Regions from separate parts of the Homo sapiens genome. Here region 1 is linked to region 2. The links are chromatin loops, found by intact Hi-C in ENCODE. Cell type or tissue: heart right ventricle. All regions are shown on one strand. Each heading gives the region's core, and the rest is flanking DNA. Links, peaks and the distances in the headings are about the cores only.

The links. Peaks named below come from ENCODE experiments on the same cell type or tissue, not always from the same donor. Only the 100,000 strongest peaks of a DNase experiment are listed, where the experiment ranks them.
Region 1: a loop joins it to region 2, with 2.1 times the contacts of the local background. A loop is called at or near these places in 7 of 110 quality-filtered maps.

The regions. Positions count from the first base shown.
Region 1 is chr5:31,663,284-31,666,086 of GRCh38, forward strand. All of the region lies in intron 1 of PDZD2 (PDZ domain containing 2), which reads left to right. Among named protein-coding and RNA genes, the nearest start is that of PDZD2, 26 kb to the left of the region's middle. In heart right ventricle, for the core only: a CTCF peak has its summit at 1,567 (motif pointing left); DNase peaks (open chromatin) are centred at 323 and 531; H3K27ac peaks cover 787 bases.
Region 2 is chr5:31,807,704-31,810,506 of GRCh38, forward strand. The region is part of intron 2 of PDZD2 (PDZ domain containing 2); the gene reads left to right. Among named protein-coding and RNA genes, the nearest start is that of MIR4279, 130 kb to the right of the region's middle. In heart right ventricle, for the core only: CTCF peaks have their summits at 1,552 (motif pointing left) and 1,753; a DNase peak (open chromatin) is centred at 1,558.

The sequences.
Region 1 (2,803 bases), core at 95-2,594, 140 kb before region 2:
TTGTATGTTATAAATGAACAAATCTCAACCCAGAGAGCTGAGGTGGCTTTCTAAGGGTCACACAGTGAAGACCGTTTGGTAGGACTTTTCCCCACTGCCCCAAATGGCAAGATACAGGTACTTGGCATTCAGTGTTTAAAAGGTAATTATAGAACTACTTTTAAACAGGAGGTTGTTTTACCTTGGCATTTTTTTAAGAAAAAAAAATAAACAAGTGTACTAGATTTGTCCTTTTAAGCCAGTTTAAGAAGCGTGCCTTCTCTGTGCTGTTGAAATTGGCAGGCCCACATCTTGCAGACAGACTGTTCTGGTCTACTTGGTTAGTTGTTATCCCAAATGCAAATCTGACTCACGGGTGAGATCATGAGAAATCTGGGCTATTTTTCTTGATGACTTTTTCTTTCCTCTTCCAATTTTCTTTTGCGGTATTTGGCTCCGTGTGATACCCATGCTGGGGAACAGAACCTTGAAAGGGTTGTTCCTAGGATGGTCACTGCTGTCGTATGAATCACAAGACAGCTGGGGCAGGCTTGGCCCTGAACCGTTTGTGGCTTTGGTGTGGAAGTTTAGGGTGTGTGTGTGTGTGTGTGTGTATGCGGGCACAAGTGTGTGCTTGCACATGTATCTGTGTGTGAGTGTGATGGCGTATGGCAAAGTAAGAAGATTACTGCTTACTAGGATTTGAGCCCTTTTTCTAACCAATGGACTATTTTTATTCAACAAATGTTCACTTAATATCCAGCTTTTACTAGGCGGTGATGATATAGAGGGGTCTCTTACTGTCTAGAGAACATTATCTACAATTGAATAAGTAAATATTACCTAGCCTGTGTATTAGGGTAATGATAGTTGCTATTGCTGTGACAATTAAACCTCCAAGTTTTGTTTTGTTTTGTTTTTTTGAGATGGGGGTCTTGCTGTGTTGCCTAGGCTGGTCTTGAACTCCTGGTCTCAAGCAGTCCTCCCACCTCAGCCTCCTGAGTAGTCAGGATTACCGACACGCACCACCGCACCCAGCTGAAACCTCCAAGTTTTAACGGCTTAACATAACAAAAAATCATTTCTCTCTCACAAACAGCCTAGTGCAGGGCTCAAATCCCAGGAAGCAGAAATCTTATACAGGCCAGGGCCATCACACTCATACACAGACACATGCGCATGCATGCATACACACACACACACACACACACACACAGGCGCATGCATGCGTACACACACATACACACACACAGAAATACATGCACACACACACTAAATTTCTACACCAAAGCCACAAATGGTTCACAGCCAAACCTGCCCCGGCTGTCTTGTGATTCATACGACGGCAGAGACCATCCTAGGAACAACCGTTTCAAGGTTCTGTTCCCCAGCATGGGTGTCATACAGAGCCGAAAACCACAAAAGAAAATTGGAAGAGGAAAGAAAAAGTCCTCAAGAAAAATAGCCCAGATTTCTCATGATCTCACTCATCCTTGGTCAGCAGGTGGCTCTCCTCCACATGGTGATTCAGGGACTCAGATTCTCTCCATCTTGTGTCCCCACCAATGTCCTAGGGCTGCGAGTACTCTGCCCCCAACTGGTGGAAGGGAGGAGATGGTGGCGAGAAGGTGCATCTACTTCTGAAGTGCCTTGGGTTGGAGTGAAACACCTCACGTCCTCTCACATCTCATTAGCAAGAACTAACCAAATAGCCCTGCTCAGATGCAAAGGGAGCTGGAAAAGGTAGCCCGCAAGGAGTCTACACTATGAAGGGGGAATATATGGAATTGTGGTGTTTGCCTGCTATTTCTGCTACTGTCTGATAAGTACTTTACTGCAGGGGGTGCACTTGGGATACCACCCAGGCGGGTAAGAGAGGCACCTAACCTGGATTTGGTGCGGGGAGTCATCACACATTGTTCCTTATTTCCCCTCTTCTCCTCCTGAGCTTGATTTCACCTCTCCAGCCTGCCTCTTCCCCGTGTGTATCTCTCACACCATTGCACCTGCTCTTTCCTGTCCCTGGAATTTTTCTCCCACTTCACCTTGCCCTTCCTGTGGCTAGTGCAGTATTCCATCAGGGACAAGCGTGGAAAGCATTCCCCCAAGAAGCCTTTCCTGGACCCACAAATTCAGCTTGTGTTCTGGTCTTTTATGGAGGCAAAGAAAGGCGATTTTTATTTATTGGGGTTTGAAAGCTGATACGGTTTGGCTCTGTGTCCCCACCCAAATCTCATCTCAAATCGTAATCCCTATGTGTCCAGGGAGGTACCTGGGGGCAGGTGATTGGATCATGGGGGCGGTTTCCCCCATGCTGTTCTTGTGATAGTGAGGGAGTTCTCATGAGATCCGATGGTTTAAAAGTGTTTGGAAGTTCCCCCTCCCCCCCCTCCCTTTCCTGCTGCCTTGTGAAAAGGTTCCTGCTTGCTCTTCACCTTCTGCCATGATTGTAAGTTTCCTGAGGCCTTCCCAGCCACGCGGAACTGTGAACTAATTAAAGCTGTTCTCTTTATAAATTGCCCAGTCTCAGGTAGTTCTTTGTATCAGTGTGAAAAAAGACTAATCCAAGAGCCCATGAAAAGGCATGTCTGCTAATCAGATGGAAGTTTTACACACATAAACTTCAGCCTCTAGAGAAAAGAGAGGCAGGGGAGCCATAAGGTGATAGGGAAGTGAGGACGGGACCTCATTCATTCACACGTTCAATTTTCCAATAGCTTAGAGGGGAGAACTCCAGCCCTTTGGAGGTGGAGAGGCAGCGTGGGCTCCCAGATCACATCAGTTCAGGAACCTACATTTCTACAAGTGGGTTTTATGAGTTGTT
Region 2 (2,803 bases), core at 184-2,683:
GGTCCCGGAGCCTGCAGGGCCTGACAGCACCTTTGAGTTCCGGGAGTGTGAGAAGTCTGTGTGGTCCTAGAAGAGGGGCCAGGATGCTGGGCTGGCAGGAGGGGGCTGGGGGGCTCAGGGCGACAGGCCAATTGGTACGGAAGTATGACATGCTGTGAGGACCAGTGGAATGTCAGCCCTGGTCAGAAGTCACCTTCAGCACAGTACCCGCTGCCTTGAACTTGCATGTAAAATTAAATTTAGGGTTGTTGCAAGCTTAGGCTCTGGTTACCCATGGCAACCTTGAGTTCTGTCTGCATTATAGCAGATTTTAAACAGTGTCAAGAGGCTGCTAGAAGGTGTTACTTGGAAAAATGACTGCAGGTAGTGATGTAGGTAGGAGATGGTAGAGAGAAAGAATTGCCAATTGTAGCTTGATACTGTAGTCTCTGGGGCCATTTAGCATAAGGGTCCTGCCTACCTGAATATGCTCAAAGGTGCCTGACGCTCTGTGCAGGACTGGATATATAGTAAGAGGTCGTCATCACCATGACTTAGAGACATTAAGGAAAGGTGAAATTATACTCAGCTTGCTGTTTAAAAAGCCAGAGAAGCATGTAATACACTTTAGAAAGATTTCCCTTACCGGTTAAAACGAAAACAAGTTTCAGCATTTAAAATTCAATTATGTGGAAAACCTGCCATGTGGAACAGCCCATTCCCCAAGGATGAAGTGTAAGTGAAGCATTACGGACTGTTTGTTCGTGACCCGCTTCATTCCTTTCAGACTGCTGTCTCCACGTGCTGTTTCACTCCAGGACTTGGTTTCTGGAAGGTATCCCAGGGTTCATCCAAGTCCTGTTTTCTCACTCTACCAAGGTGGAAACTGAGGCTTCAGGAGGTGGTTTCCTGGGGTCAAGTATCATCTTAGAGAAGAGTGACGCCTAGAATTCATGCACTCTGACTCAAATTCTAGAATGTTTTCTTTAACATCATAAATAACAACTAATGAGGCTGGGCATAGTGGCTCATGCCTGTAATGCCAGCACTTGGGGAGGCTGAGGCGGGTGGATCACTTGAGGTCAGGAGTTTGAGACCAGCCTGGCCAACATAGTGAAACCCCATCTCTACTAGAAATACAAAAAATTAGCTGGGCATGGTGGCACACACACCTGTAGTTCCTGCTACTCAGGAGGCTGAGGCAGGAGAATCGCTTGAACTGGGAGGCGGAGGTTGCAGTGAGCCGAGATCACACCACTGCACTCCAGCCTGGGCAACAGAGCAAGACTCCATCTCAAAAAAAAAAAAATAATAAAAATAACTAATGAAATTAGGATGGTTTTTTAACAGTTTATTATTTACATAAAAACATAGAAAATCTATGTTTTTACCTGTTCTGAAAATGGATAGTTACATCTAGAACCTTCCATCTCAACAAGAGTGTAGCTTATAGCTGCCTCCTAAGAGTGTGGCGATGGCCATTGGAGAGGACAGTGGGAGCTTGCTTTCCTCACCTCTTGGGAGTGCCATCTGACAAGCTGTGAGGATCTGAGGGCCGTCGCCTGCCATCTTGTGGTTGAAATCCAGCACAGTGAGAGAAAGTGCTGGGAGCCCCAGTCCAGTTTATTATTCACAGGCTGTGTGTGTTTCACCGCCGTGCTGTTTGGCTGATGTTTTCAGCCTTCAGAGCTCTCTCTTGAATGGCAACATCTGAGCTATCCTCTCCTGTCTGTGACTGGTGTTTTTTCCTGTGGCCCTGGGAGGTGCCCCATTCGAGTCCCTTCACACACACAGCCTCGGCCCTCAGGAGTCGCACTAATGAATGAGGAGCTGATCTGAGAAATCCGCCTGTGCTCAGCTCTTCGTGATGGATGACAGAGGGGAGTTATTCGTCCCCAGTTTCTCTAACTCTGTTCTGGAATCAGAAGCCTTTTAAGGAAAGCGTGAGCAGCAAGACAATTTCCAACACTACAATGGCCAGTGGGGTGAGTTCTTTCAGAAAACTGGCAAACTTGGCCACACCCTCCGTCGCAGCCCACAGATCATTGTTGAAAGCCACATGCACAGCTGCTTTTCAGGGTCCACTTGTTTTTATGAGGGAAGAGATTCCATAAAAAGAGCGACTTTCCATCATTTAAAGAGGATTGAGGTTTCAGAGCCAGATCCAGAGATGCTCTTTAATTTTATCCCAGTGACCTGCTCCTCCTCTGGTACCCTGGTCACAACCTTTCTGAATGGGGGCAGCACAGCCCCTGGGTGATTAACTTGAGCCATGGAAGATGGAAAACCCAAATACCTACATAAGACACTCGCTTTTAAACTCTTAGCACTACTTTCGGGAATTGTAATGGTAATTGTAAACCATACAGAGAAGAAAGATAAAAGCATCTTAGTGTGGTTATAGTGTTACTGGTCCAACTTCATACCCGTCTATCTATAGGCACCCCTGGGCCATTTTCAGCAATCCTGACTTCTACTTTATCTTTTCTGTCCGGGTACTAAATACGTTATGAACATTTTTATTCTCTCGTTTTGAGCACCATATGCCCTCAAAATGACTTTTTCTTTTCTTCTCCAGAGATTTTTTTTTTTTTTTTTGAGACGGAGTCTTACTCTGTCGCCCAGGCTGGAGTGCAGTGGCGCGATCTCCGCTCACTGCAACCTCCGCCTCCCGGGTTCATGCAATTCTCCTGCCTCAGCCTCCCGAGTAGCTGGGACTACAGGTGCCCACCACCACGCCTCACTAAATTTTTGTATATTTTTTAGTAGAGACGGGGTTTCACTGTGTTACCCAGGATGGTCTGGATCTCCTGACCTTGTGATC